2 separate regions of the Homo sapiens genome follow, and region 2 is linked to region 1. The links are chromatin contacts, found by Hi-C in ENCODE. All regions are on one chromosome and are shown on one strand. Each heading gives the region's core, a stretch centred on a gene start or an enhancer-like site at or near the end of the contact. The rest is flanking DNA. Distances are from core to core; before and after follow the strand shown. Region 1 holds the start of LANCL1 (LanC like glutathione S-transferase 1). Region 2 overlaps XRCC5 (X-ray repair cross complementing 5).

Region 1 (7,620 bases), core at 149-2,648:
GTCTCTGTCACCCAGGCTAGAGTGCAGTGGTGCAATCATAGCTCACTACAGCCTCGAATCTCCTAGGCTCCAGCAATTCTCCCGCCTCAGCCTCCCAAGTAGCTGGGACTACAAGCTTTCCACCACACCTGGCTAATTTTTAAAAAAATTTTAGTAGAGATAAGGTCCTGCTGTGTTGCACAGGCTGGTCTCAAACTCGTGGCCTTAAGCAATCCTCCTGCCTTGATTTCCCAAAGTGTCGGGATTAATGGTGTGAGCCACTGCACCCAGCCAAAAGTAGGTATTCTTAAAAATATCTGTATTCCCTCTTAACAATTATGTTCACCCAATGAGGCATGAGAAAACACAGGCCCCTAGTATTTTACATCCAGGTTCTCTTTTGCACAGTGATTTGTGACATGCTAACCAGTTTAATTTACAAGTTTCTTTTTTTTTGTTTTCCAGCTGTGGATATGCCCTGTGGAGTGACACCGGTACAAAGAACTTCAGGTTTCCTAGGTCCCCAAATTCTCTAAGCACTAACAGTTTAAAGACGTCCTTACCATACACCACCGTTTGCTCTCATCATTACCCTGAACGCACTTGTGTATAATCACAAAGGAGTAACACGGCACATGTGAATACCGTTAGGATTCTTCACCTCTTTTTAAGAAGCAAACCAAAATACATTAAAAAATGCCAATTACATAGTAAACTACATATTTGCCAATTTTTAAAATTTATACTATCAATAATTGAGTTTATTTCAATTAATAATGTTAACAATGACACATTTAACATTATGTTAGAGCTCAATTTGTATATATTAACATGTATTTTTAAATAATTTACGTATTTATCGTCGAATCATGTATTTTTTTAAAGGGGGATGCTCAACTCTCTCAGGCAAAAATGAGCACCTTTCCGAACACCGTGGGGAGAGGCAGGGATGCAGGCAGACATATCCTAAACTCACCCTCCCGGCAGCATCAAAGTAGCCTTCGGCCAGGGATTTGTTATAATCAGCATAAGGATTCGGGAAGGCCCTTTGAGCCATGACGCCGGAAGCAAGCCTGCAGAACAGGGGAAAAACAGAAACTAGGTTGAGATAGGGGCCTCGGCCGAGTTGCGAGGGCGGCGGCGGCGCCCAGGTATCCCCCTTCCTCCAGCTCCAGGGCCATCGAGCCGTCTCGGCGGTCCGAGTGGACCTCGGGCCCACTGCGGCCCAACTGCTAGGACATGGCGCCTTCGCGAAAAAGCTGCCAGGGCCCTTAACCCACCCGGACAAAGAGGCCCCGTTTTGCAACCCCGTTCCCACGCCCGCGACTTGAAGCAAGTGCGCCTCCCGCGTCCTGAAGCCCTTCTCGGCCCTGGCCTCTCACCCCGCAGCCCCGGACAGTAACAGAAGGGCTATTTTACCGCCCAGTTCCTGCCAGGAGGGCCAATCAGAGCCTTCGCCGTTCCCGAGACCCGCCCCCTTCTCTCTTACAGTTTGTTAAAGACACAGGCGTGTAATTTCTAAAGGATAACGCAGGGTATTTTAATTACTGGGTAGCAGAAGTGAGGACCTAGAATCACGCGGAGATGTGACCAATATTTCCTACCCTTCTTTAATTTTTCTTATTTTTAAAAAGTCAAATTTAAGTCCAGAGTCATAAGAAGTATATATTTTTTTAACCTGGAGAAGAAACAGACTGCTTTTAGATCTGAACATGCTGGTATTTCTGCTGTTCGCAATAGATAAAATTTGGCGGGGGGTGGGGGGATAATGTCTCTCCAGGGACTTGCCAATCTTTTCTTTTCATTTCTTAAAACAAACAAACAAAAAAGCACCACCATCATTAACAACAACAACAACAAAAATATGCCCAAAGGACAGGATATCAAATAGCAGTTGATAATACTTTGGGGAAAGCACATGAAAACACAAATTACAGCTCTTAGGAAATTTATTCTGTTCCTTAGCCTAAATTGGACTATAATACTGGATAACAAAGCTCTAAAAAATACTGAAAACCAACACAGCAGGAGATCCACAACATTCAATTTCAATGTTTTAACAGTCCCTGCTATCTGAAACATTTTTCTTTCATTTAAAATTAAATCCCACCTGGTACATATTAGGCCCATTCTATTGCTCAGAGAATTTTGGAGTTCAGTTAAAAAGTCAGCCTCACTCTCTCCTTTTCCTTCTCTCCGGTTTCAATGAAGAGTCCTAGCTCCAGACCTCCAACTGGAGAAGCTCAGTCTCCACCCCAACTCCCTCCCTCCTTGGCCTAAGTTTGTCCTTCTGAGGCTGCCATCCCAAACTCTACTCCTAATCCCTCCCCACACCCAGGTTTGCTCTTTTAAAATAGTTGCTTTCTTAGGAAATGTAGTTGCTTTCTTAACCTCATCAAATTCATGAAGATTTAGCCGAGGCCCATGGTGAGTCTTAAGCTGGATATCTCTCATGTTTTAAAAGATGGGTGTTTGAAGGAGCAACTCACAAGAGAGAAAAGGAAAACGAGAGACATTTTATCAATTATTTTTTCTTTAATGATTAAAGGCTATCCATTTATCCCACTCACAGTCTTTAAGCAATTAAATATTACTGTTGTTAAGCAAGGCAGGATGGTAATTGTATATTTTCATAGTATGCCTCTATCTTATTTTACTAATCCTTTCCCCTAATGATGGACATTGTTTCTAACTTCCATACTACAAATAATATTCTTGGAACATGTGCTTTTATGAATCTGTGTGAGTATCCCTGAGACATACACCCAGCAGTCAATTGCTGGATCATATGAGATTCTGTACTTAATTTCCCCAATGTTGTTAGATTGCTTTCCAAAACTGCTGGACTAGTTTATATTCCCTCTAACAGTATCTATTGTTCACTCCAAGAGTATTCACTCCAACATATCAATTGTTTCTGTCATTTCCATCTCCTCTCCAACACTTGGTATTATCTAGTGTTCTAATGTTTGCCATTCTAATGAATAATGTAGAATCTCACTGATGTTTAATCTTTTAGTTTTTCTGTGGCTAATGGTGTTGAACTTTCCTTCATATACCTGTTAGACAATTGGGCTTTACCTGTTCCTTTATTTATTTTTCTATTAGTGATTGCATTGTTTTCCTGTTGATTTGAAAGAGTTTTGTTTCTTTTTTTCCCGTGTTTGTGGGGTATATTCTGTATATTAATCTCCTTTCACTTTAGTTATTGTAGATACTTTCTTTAGTTTGTTCACATTTTCTAGGATATCCTTTATTGAATCACAATCTTTCATTTCGATGAAGTTAAACCCATCTAATTGTGACACTGTGATTTGAGGATTTAGCTTCATATTCAAAATGTCTTTGTCTACTCATAGACTGCAATGACTTCCCACATTTTATTTTATTAGCTTTTTACCTCTTATATTTAAGTCTTTATCTGGAGTTTACTTCTGAAGATGATGTGAAGCATGCGTCTAAACGGAAGGGAAGTAGAATTATTTAGAATTTAAATATAATCAAAGCATGTGACTTGTAAACACCCAAAGATTTTAATTGCTGGAAATAATATTTCCCTCCCTCCCTCCCTCCTCCCCCCTCCCCCCTTCCCCCCTCCCTTCCCTCCCTCCCTCCCTGCTTTCCTTCTCTTTCTTCCTTCCTTTTTGTCAGAGAACCAACCCAGAGAATCCCTCCTTGGTTCTGATACAAAAGAAAAGTATTTAACATTTATTGTTTGTATTTATCTACTCAGGCTGCCACACAAAGAACCATAGCAAGTGGCCTGAAACAACAGAAATGTATTTTTCCACAGTTGTGAAGGATAGAAGTCTGGGATTAAGATGTTAGCAGGACTGATTCCATCTGAGGCCTGTCTTGTTGGCTTGTAGATGCCGTCTTCTCCTATCTTCACATGGTTGTCCCTCAGTCTGTGTTGTCTGTGTCCTAATTTCCTCTTCTTACGACACCATCATAGTGGATTATGACTTCATTGAACCTTATCATTCTTTCTTTTTTTTTTTTTTTTTTGAGACGGAGTCTCGCTCTGTTGCCAGGCTGGAGTGCAGTGGCACGATCTCGGCTCACTGCAACCTCTGACTCCCTGGTTCAAGCGATTCTCCTGCCTCAGCCTCCAGAGTAGCTGGGATTACAGGCACACACCACCACGCCCAGCTAATTTTTGTATTTTCAGTAGAGACGGGGTTTCACCATGTTGGCCAGGCTGGTCTTGAACTCCTGACCTCAAGTGATATGCCTGACTTGGCTAACCTTACTTTTCTTTAAAGACCCTTCTCCAGCAGCCACATGCTGAGATAGTGAGAGTTAGGACTTCAACGTATGAATTTGGGGGGCAACAATTTTAGCCCCAAATAGTACCTATGCTTTCACCTGTGGCTATGGTGGCTGAACACATTTGTGGCTAACACAAATTTGACAGTTATAATTTTTTATGGATCATTCTACTTTTGATAAATTTAGGATGATTTTTTAAAAAAATGTAATGTTCCTTCTTTTAATCACTGTAGCTGTCTTGTGTGAACTTTCAGGAAATAATCATTGTATTATTGCCTCTAAAACTGAATACTTCTGGAAATCTGGGATGATTGATAACAGAGAAAACAACTATATTCTGAGGGCATTTTAGTTCCATTCTCAGACTTTAATTTCAAAATGTTATAATGTATATTAGGGTGAAAACTATGTTAGTTACAAAGAGGCCTCAAAACATAATCTCCAAAATACATAGAAATGTATTTTTCTTAGTTCAGATTAGATTTGCTCCATGTGGCCATTCAGGATCACAGATTCCTTCCATCTCTGTTCCCACCTCCCTCAGAGTGTGATGCTCTCATCAAGTCCATGCTGGTCATAGGTGTGTCGGTATTGCAGCTTGTGAGAAGGTCAGGCACACCCAGAGAAGTGCACAGACCAGGAAGTGGGATTTGTCACTTCCCTCGTGTTCTACTGGTGAGGATTTAGTCACTTGGCCACCTCTAGCTGCCCAGGAGGCTGTGAAATGAAGTTCTCTGCTGAACAGCTATGTGTTCAGCTACAATGAAAGAAGGGGAAGACTGACTTTGGTGGACAGTTAATGTCCTCCAATACATGATGGCAGTTTTAGTAACTGATAGCCCCTGTCTGCCAGCAAAGGCGCAGCATGCTATAGTGTCTGTGGTGTTCCTTTTGCCTCTAACCTCCTAGCAACCATGCCTTCTCTGTTTCTTCCTACCTATTCCCTTGATCCTTGTTAGCTGGTGGGTCTTTGGGGTAAAAGAGAGATCTTGAGACTCCATATCCTATATTTTTTCTAGAAACTCCCCACCTGCTTTCAAACACACATATACGCACACAGACAGACACACACATACAAAATCAAGCAAATGGTTTTTACTTTTTTCACTTTTCTCCTAAGTACCACTTGTCTCTTTTTTTGTTGTTGACATTACCTTATTTTCTTTTTAGCTCAAAGAAGTGTAAAGCAAGAGCATCTAAGCTTGAGTCTAATATCACCACACTGCTGGTTTAACACCCAGCTGGGACTGTGTACTACTGAAGCAATTTTCTGTTTCGTTCATAGTACAGAATTCATGGATTGACAGGAGCAATTGCCAGTGGAGGAAACAAGAACATAAACAGATGTACACCAAGCGCACTATGGAACACTTTTAATTTCCTGGAGACAGTATTTCTTATGGCACTGGCAGCCTTTCCTCCCTGCCTTGTCAGGATCTTATTAATGTGCTGACAGATTCCTTTCTCTCAATGTACCTGCTGGGTGAGAGCTGCTATTATATGGAACACAGGTGTGCTGGGGTTTCCTTGGGAGATTAAAAAAGATTGTGAGTCCAGAAAGTTGGTAAAAGATGTACAAACATTTAAGCTTTTTCCTTTCTCCACCTAACACTTGTGATGGGCTCTTTATCAAGCAGTGTTAGTATGTGTCTTTAACGAGAAAAAAGAAAAGGAGACTTCCCCCTTTGCTGTTGAAAATATGTGTCTATATTGCATTGTTAAATTTATGCAGGTCCCCATTTCTCTATATGATTGAATTTCATAATGATGGGAAGGATGGAAAGTATCCCCTTCTGGAGGGGTCTTCTCAGGACGCTGAATTGTTAATCAAGTGGATTGTTTTTGCTTCCATCCCATCCAACCACACAAAACTCAGCCATGGAAAGATGATATATTACCAAAGCCCTGCATTGTCCCATTCTGATGTGTTCTTTTGGCATATCTGATAGTTGTACACCCTGGCAGGGGAGAGTAGCCAACAGAGAGATACTCAGGCCTTTGCAGTCCTTCTTTTAAGATTTGGAATTGCCACACAGCAGGTGCTCTTCAGTCATTTGAAAGAGAAAACTTAACATTTTCCTACTTGCCTAGTAGCCACGTTATTTGTGCTTCATTTTTCCTTTCTATTTGCCTTGAGGGCAGGTGTATAGGTGAGTAACTGTAAGTAGAATGTAGTTCATAAGAAGTGGAGAAGCTGCTACTTCAGGGCAATAGGAATTTAGCAGTGGAATTTATAGACCTAGAAGGACACTTCAAGAATCCAGCTGGTTCATCCTGTGATTGCCTTGTGGGATCATCTTGAACTGACCATGCTACTGGTCAGCCAGTGGCTATGGCAACAGCCAGGGCTGCAGCTGCAGAGAGGAGCTGGCTTCTTTAACTGGCTTCTTATACATCATCACAACACCTGGGCTGAGCCTCAAAGCCTGGGCCCAGGACTGTTTTTGGAACTAGCTGAGAAAGGGAGGATGAAATTCTCAGGACTAATTTCCTGCCTCCTGAGGGACAGGACTTGGCATTCAAGGAGTTATATAAAACTTTTTTCCCTGGGTAACTCCGAGTTCGGAAGCAGCAATTCTCATACATTGTATCAGGAGCTTGTTTAAAACACAGATTCCCAGACCTCAGGAGGTTTGGGTTGAATCTGCATTTTAAAAATCTTCATATGAAACTCTTGTAGACTACGTTGAATCCCTTTTTTTTTTTTTCTTTTGAGATGGAGTCTCGCTCTGTCTCCCAGGCTGGAGTGCAATGGTGCGATCTCGGCTCACTCAGCTCACTCTCGGGTTCCAGCAATTCTCCCACCGCAGCCCCCTGAGTAGCTGGGATTACAGACCCGTGCCACCACGCCTGGCTAATTTTTTGTATTTTTAGTAGACACAGGGTTTCACCATGTACCCCAGGCTGATCCGCCTGGCCAAGTGATCCGCCCGCCTCAGCTTCCCAAAGTACTGGAATTACAGATGTGAGCCACTGCTCCCACCTGAATCTTAATCTTAATGTGATTCTTTTGCAGACTATAGACTAGAGTTTGACATATGCTGGTGAGAGAGAGAGAGAGAGAAAGAGAGAGAGAGAGAGAGAGCACAATTCTGAATATAAAAGCCATGGTTCTAAAGGTTAACAGACTGAAATTCCTTGAGTTATCGTGCCCATCAATTTACATTTGTTATATCATAGTCCCTAAAGTATTTCCTAATATTTAAAAAGAAAAAAGAAATATCTTTTCACTGCAGCCTAACCCAATGTGTACTTATAGGTGGTTATTTCACTTAGATACTTTCAGAGAAAGAGCATTCATAACTTCTTTTGGCAGTCAATTAGGGTTCTTAATGCCCTCATGTTTTTTCCTTAGATCTAGACTAAATA
Region 2 (7,298 bases), core at 60-2,559, 5.6 Mb after region 1:
ACATTTTAAAAATTCATCATTCATGGTTCTGTGGGATGACTGGGTTGCTCAGTTGGGTGATTCTCTATTGAGGCCTCTTACGCAGTTGCAATCAGATGGCAGCTGGGGCTGGAGTCACCCAAAGGCTCAACTGGACCAGATGTCCAAAATGGCTCACTCACATGGCTGGAAGACGATGCTTTCTAGTGGCTGTGAGCTCAGTTGGGGCTGTCCGTTAGAATCTCTACATGTGGTTTCTGTATAGTTTCAATTTTCACATGAAGCAGCTGGTTCTAAGGAGTATCCCAAGAATGGGTTTTCTATGAGACCCTGCCTATGTGGCTTCTTAAGACCTATTTTTAGAAGCCCCAGAAAGTCATTTCTGTTTTCTGTTAGTCAAGCAAGACACTAAGGTTAGGTCACATTTAAGGGAGGAGAATTAGACTCCCTCTCTTGATAAAAAGAGTAGCCTGCAAATACAAGGAGAGAAAGAACGGATGGTGGCTATCTTGGAGGTTAGCTACTACAGTGCCTCAGTGTCCCATGTGTAAAATGAGAATAATGATACCTGTCACATAGGGTAGTTTTGAAGAATAAAAGAATTAATGTAGATAAAGTGCTTAGAATAGTGCTTGGAATATTGTAAACACTATGTAAGCATCAGCTGTTTTTATTTCTGCCCCTTCTACTTGGTATGACTGCCACTTTTGCTAAGTCCATGAGTTCCTGCTTCTTTCATTGTCTACTGCTGCTCCTCCTGGACACTTCTGTTTCTTCTGTGTGTTTACACTTCCGTTGGGCACTAGTACTTCCCACCTGTCATTCTAGATTTTTAAAAATCTTGATGACCTGGAGTCCTTGAGGTGTTGTGTCAAGGAAGGTGCTCTAACCCTGTTCTTGGTTATAGTTGTGTTGGTGGAATTCAAGTAGTGTGGCTGTCCCCTGGTATGCTGTTAGAGAAGGTAAGTAGACATGAGCAGGGCAGGAGAGAGGGCCCCCGAGAATGTTGGGCATTTGTGAAGCCATGGTTAGGCAATTAGAAATCCGTCCCTCTGAAGTGATGAGCAGGGCAAGGGAGGGGCCCCAAAGCTGTCAGGTTATCATCGAGGGGAAGACAGGCGGGCATAAAACTATCACTGTAAGGTAATAAGTGGCCATGATTGGTGTCAGGAATTACAGGAATCTTAACAGACAGAAAACACCTGGAGTTAGCAAGCTATAATCCTTAAGGTTTCGAGCATGCGCAGTAAAAGAGCAAGATGGTGAACTTTAACTGGTATAAAAGCTGCCTCTGGGGGCGCTCGACCAATAATGCCGAGTTGCCGCTACTGAGCATGCGCATGACTAGTAACCACACTACGCATGCGGCCCCCTCTTAAGCAGTAGCAGGGCTAGTGCGCATGCGTTGATTAATTCGGGCTGCTCAAGGGAGGAACAAAGGAGACTGGAAGCCCGGGAAAAGATGGCGCCGGTGGTTGGGGGGCGGGGCGGTCTAAAAACTAAACAAAGAAGGGCGCAGGGCACTTGATTTTTCACGTGGCCCTCTTGGTTCTCTTCCAAGTGTACTCTGCTTTCTCCAGTAAACTCTCACTTTGCTTAAAATAAATTTTTCCTCCTGCTTTAAACCTTGCTTATGTCTGTCGTTTCAATTGTTTACTTCGAGAAGACCAAGAACCGAGATTACTGCGGAGTCGCCACTCCGGAGTTTCTCTGGATAACTGCCGACTTACACCCCAGTAACAAGAGTATAGGTGTTTTTTTGTTTGTTTGTTTTTGTTGTAGAGAGAAAGAGTCAGAATCAGGAAGTCAGAATCAGGAACTTAGTGCCAGTCCCATACTACATTCAGAATTTCCTCCCCTCCCATGACTGAGATTTTGTCTAGGGCAAGATTACCTTGCCTTAAGATGGATGCTTGTCTAGGCGGCAGATACCTGCCCAGCCAGTATGCTACGCATGCTTGAATCCAGCAGCAGGCACCCAGACACCGTTAGTCCATGTACAACTGGGAATTGTTGTGTTGTTTACAGACTAAAGGATTAAACAGACCCTACAAAAATGAAGAATGACAGAATTCCATTATCTCTCCATACAGCACTCTTCCCCATCAATGTAAAAAGGCTTATGTTAATAATTAGACAGGACTGTCTTTTGTGTCAGATACTATTTTTTGTTTTTATATTTCATTATGAAATATTTCATAAAATAGGCAAATATGGAGAATATACAGGTAACCAATTTTCCCATTGTCTTATGCTGTAAATCCTAATGTTTCATATTTGTTTGATTTTTTTTTTAATAAAGTGTTACAGATAAACCTGGAGGCCCTTCCTTACCCTTTTTTTCTCTTCTCCTTTTCTCAGGATTTTGGTAGTTATTACCATGTATATTTTATACTTGGACATAAGTATATATTCATAAATACTTAGTATTGTATAAAGCTGTCAAAAGTGTAAATGGTTTTATATGCTACATGTAATTCTGCAGCATATCTTTTATCAACTTATTTTAGATCTATTCATGTTGATACGTGTTGCACAAATTTATTCATTTTTACTGGAGTATGATATTTCGTTGTATAAATATTCTGCAATGTATTTTTGCATTCTCCTGTTTGATAGTTTGCTTCCAGTTTTTGCCCTATCATAAACAGTGCTGAAGTGTAAACTTCCTATCTGTACATAATTTTTCTAGGGTATACTGTATATGCCTGCCCCTGAAATTGCTGGGATATAGGCTATCCTGCACTTTTTTTTTTAACCTCTGGAAAATTTAAACCTTAGACATTCCATAAAGACATACTAAAATCTTTTCACATTACCCATTTTTGGTTCTCTCATTGAGAATTAGAGTTTGATTTCGCTGGAAATCATCAAGAACACTTACTACCCTCCTATTTCCACACCTCAACTTCTGCTGAAATGAAGGGTGAGACTTATGGTCAATGAAAAACATCTGTTCAGAACCTAAGAATTGTCATTGTCTGTAAGTCTCATGTTTCATCCCGCCCAATACTATATGGCCCCAGGGACCTGCCATAGGGAGGTCTGGTTGTCCTGCTCCCTGAAGGTTAGGTATTTTATTGCTTCCAGATTGTTCTAATATGGTTTTCAGCCATCTGACATTTTTTTCTAGGTGTTTGCTGAGAACAAGGATGAGATTGCTTTAGTCCTGTTTGGTACAGATGGCACTGACAATCCCCTTTCTGGTGGGGATCAGTATCAGAACATCACAGTGCACAGACATCTGATGCTACCAGATTTTGATTTGCTGGAGGACATTGAAAGCAAAATCCAACCAGGTTCTCAACAGGCTGACTGTATCCTTTTTCTGCCAGAGAAGACTTTAAGAAATTTCCTTTATTCTGGGAATCGTACAGCAGTTTGATGAGACACCCCCAGAGTTTCAGCTATGAGTATATGGGTATATTTTGCTCTGAGGAGGGGGAGGTAATGTGTTAATAGGGTTTAATGTGAAATTAATCAGTTTAAAACAGTGCCTGGGCTCCCAGCCCTCCACTCACTTCCCTGTTCTCTGCATGGGTGATACTGAGAGGTTGGGAGGCATAGGAAGGGGGAAGATCCTAGGGAGTATATGTGAGCATTGACTATATGCAGAGGGTTTTAGTGGTGCTCGTTAGAAATGTTTGGAGGCGGATAGAAAATATTTTTAGAAGAGCATCCTCCCAATGTTCTCTCCTTTTTTTCTGGATGGAAGATGTTTTTGTGCCAGAAATCAGATTGATACCCAAAGTGAGATTTCCAGTTTACTCCACAGGTCCCCTAATTTTAAGGGATCATCACTCTTGTTCTTTTTCTAATCAGTTAGTAGTGCTATTCCTGATCACTGGGAAGTGCTGTTGTGTTAGGAGTGACTTGCAAATGCTACATTATGGTTCGCTTCATATTTAAGAATGGACTGTGGCCACCAAGAATGGGTTCTAGATACTATTAAATGACATAATTTTTGGTTAAATGAATGCAATGTGTTAGATTACCTTTTGTTTATATTTCTTGGTTGTTTTTGGCAGAATATATAGTTTGATATATAGAATGTATGAATATATGTTAGTGAACTTTGGAAGAAGGGCACTCAGGCAAGTACTTTAAGTCATCACATAGTTCAGTGTCCACAATTTCCAGCACGGTGGACTTCATTGGAAAGAGTTGCGTGTTCACATGAAGAGACTGTTTGGTGATATCCCTATCCTTAACTAGCTGAGTCCTGGATGCACTAATCGTGAGCATGGATGTGATTCAACATGAAACAATGTAAGTGTTCCAAGGAAGAGAGCTGGAAGAGAATCTTTTTGCAAAAATTGTATGGGTTAATGTATTGAATGTATTTTGTGATTCATTGTTAATCAAGCTGCATGTTTGTGTGACAAGAGAAACATTTTATAGAATTGAATGGTTCAGTCCAACCTCTCTGTTTTTTAAAAGTTTTAAAAGGGGAAGGGCTGTACTCGGTGATTATTTCTCTGGAAGAAATAAAACATTTGGCTTATTTCAGTTTACTTCCTATTAGACTTAAGCTGATTACCAGGAATTTTAAAAAACACTAAGTGGTATAAGCCATATGTCATTGATATTAAGTGCATGGTAACTCTGGCCAACTTCCCTTTTTTGTTGTGTGTGTGTATGTTTTTTGTTGTTTTTTTTTTTTTGAGTTGGGGTCTTGTTCTGTCACCCAGACTAGAGTGCAGTGGTGCCAATATAGCTCACAGCAACCTCAGCTTGATCTCCTGGGCTCAAGAGATCCTTGCATCTCAGCCTCCTGAGTAGCTGGGACTACAGGTGCACACCCAAGTCCAGCTAATTTTAAAATTTTTATTTTTGCAGAGACGGTCTCACTATTTTGCCCAGGTTTTCTCAGACTCTTGGCTTCAAGCAGTCCTCCTATCTTGGCCTCCCAAAGTGTTAGGATTACAGGCATGAACCACCATGCCTGGCCTGCTTCCTAATTCAGTATTTATTTAATTATTGTGCCTTGGAAGTGTATCTCTGGAGACATATATGTGCATGTACACATACCTCTTGCCTGTCAGGAAAATCATTTGCACTAAAATCCCAGACCTAAATCTGTGTAATCATTTCTCAATCTCTGTACATCCTCTGCCAAATCTTGCCACACAAAATCTGTGCATGGAGTCAGAGCAGGATATTTAGAAAGTGAACCTGAGCAAGGCTGAAGTTAGAGTATGCTGGGAGAATTCTTTGTTTACATTCTGCCTATGTGGAGGCTGGGAAGGGATATTTTTTCATCACATTTGAGTTCGGAATCCAGAAACATAACATTTCCATAATACCCAGACATTTTGGCCAAGATGTTCAAAGTATAAAGTGTATCAGGGTTGATTATGAATTTAATAAGAACTTAATTGGACTACTAGAATGTAATCACATTTATTAACTCTAGATCCATTTCTAAGCTTCTCTCCTCAGTGACCAAGTGTATTTGAATTTGTAGAAAAATAATTCAGGAGAATGATTTCTTAATATGATAACTCTCTCTTTTAGAGGAAAGAAGTTTGAGAAGAGGCATATTGAAATATTCACTGACCTCAGCAGCCGATTCAGCAAAAGTCAGCTGGATATTATAATTCATAGCTTGAAGAAATGTGACATCTCCCTGCAATTCTTGTAAGATCCTAAGAATAATGCATGTAGACAAATCCTATGATTTCCTAATATAGTGAATGGGCCCTCTGTATAGAGTACTTGGTTTATGGGAATTTTCGCTTTCTGCTCCAAGGCTGAATCTGTCAGATGACTGACTACTCAGCAAACATTTGCTGGTTACTCTCTGTGTTCTAGGAACTGTTCTGAGTGGTCGTGACAAAAAGATGAAAGTCAGTGATCCAGAAGAATTGAGCTTAGTGGCAGATCATTGTTTAGTGTTCTTAGACTCAAAGAATTGAGGATTAGAAGAACCCTTTGAGGATATTCAATTTGTCTCCTTCCTGCATAGAAGGCTTTACCCAAACAATTAGCAGATTGATGGATTTTTTTTTTTCTTAAACAGCTCTAGAGAACTGTGTCCTATACAGAGTGCATGTTTTAGGGTAGACAGGAATGCCAACTTGGGAATCATTCTAAATACATAACATGTTTATGTTTAACTCTTTTCAGATCCAAAAGTTGTGGACACATATATAAAATTTAATTTGCTTCTGTTAATTCAGAGATGGAGTATAAAACTTCAGGGGAAAAATATGTATTTCACAATTTATTAGGGAGAGAATTCCTCCTCAAAAAGTAACTTGAATATTCCCTCCGGGATTTACTTTCTCTGTGTTATATCCCTAACAAAAATTTCTTTTCACTACACTAACCCTTCTTGCTGCATTTGAAACATATTTTTTCTTGTCCTATTTTTGGTGAAAGTTGAGTGATGGTATAGAATGTTGAATTATTAATCTTCTGGGAATACTCGTTTTTCAAATTGAGAGCTATGCCAAGAAGCCTCTAGGTTAGAGTGGTAAGCCTTTGGCTTCATAAAATGCCTGCCTGGGGGTATTAAGAACTTGTTTTGCATGTGTGAGTAGTCTTCTCTTAAGACTACAGAGCGACATCTCCTTTCTGTACGACTGTGGAAAAAGAGTTCAGAATAACCCATCAAACCAATACTTGTTAAGATGGTACTTCAGAGAAATTAAGTGCTTTTAAGTGACACTTCTTACTGAGTTGAGGTTTTTCTCAGTACTTCAGAAGCCCAGCACAGCTTCTGGTCCTTTTTCATAATCTCAGGATGCCTTTACATGTTAGAAGCAGACTGCATTTCAGTGAATGTCATTCGAAAGAGCTACTCTTTTTTTCCATGAGCAATACAGAAAAGTGCAGAAGAGGAAGCATAGCCTTTGCTTCTATTTGCTTTTTATTTGGTTGTATTTTTTTCTTGGTAATATGCTTTCTTCCTGTGCTACAAACCTCCAGCATACAAAGTAGAGTTCATAGTTTTACTGTTTGGTGTATTCCATGTACAGCTGATTGTTGTAATTGGACTAAAAAAATACCAGCAGCTCAGAGAAGCCCTGTGTTCTGTTTTTAATTTATTTTTAATTTTTTTTTTTAGAAACGTCTTCTGTAGTGGCATAGTTATAGCTCACTGCAGCCTAAAACTCTTGGGTTCAAGTGAACCTCCTACCGGAGCCTTCTGTATAGCTGAGACTATAGATGCATGTTACCACACCCAGCAGTTTTTAGTTTTTCTTGGTTGTTGTTTGTTTTTGAGATGGAGTCTCGCACTGTTGCCCAGGCTGGAGTGCAGTGGTGCAATCTCGGCTCACTGCAACCTCCGCCTCCCAGGCTCAAGCAGTTCT

Evidence for each region. Hi-C counts contacts between places; a loop is a spot of excess contacts on that map. Pooled maps may share reads with other maps.
Region 2: a loop to region 1 is called in a pooled map, with 7 times the contacts of the local background. The contact joins the enhancer-like site here to the promoter of LANCL1 in region 1. A Hi-C loop is called at or near these places in 5 of 50 pooled maps.

What each region holds. Positions count from the first base shown.
Region 1 is chr2:210,475,361-210,482,980 of GRCh38, forward strand. It overlaps LANCL1 (LanC like glutathione S-transferase 1), which reads right to left and starts at 1,399. Exons shown (of 10, transcript NM_006055.3): 1 at 1,260-1,399; 2 at 956-1,052. The coding sequence starts at 1,036. It also overlaps a transcript of CPS1 not described here. RefSeq lists an enhancer at 6,026-6,527.
Region 2 is chr2:216,113,547-216,120,844 of GRCh38, forward strand. XRCC5 (X-ray repair cross complementing 5) reads left to right here. Exons shown (of 21, transcript NM_021141.4): 3 at 3,113-3,296; 4 at 4,200-4,248; 5 at 5,497-5,619. Among named protein-coding and RNA genes, the nearest start is that of XRCC5, 7.8 kb to the left of the region's middle. RefSeq lists enhancers at 673-742, 1,160-1,454, 1,180-1,474, 1,358-2,290, 1,633-1,682. Within about 2 kb of position 1,310, at least 17 of the 41 ENCODE cell types and tissues checked have a DNase peak (open chromatin) inside an H3K27ac peak, as active enhancers do.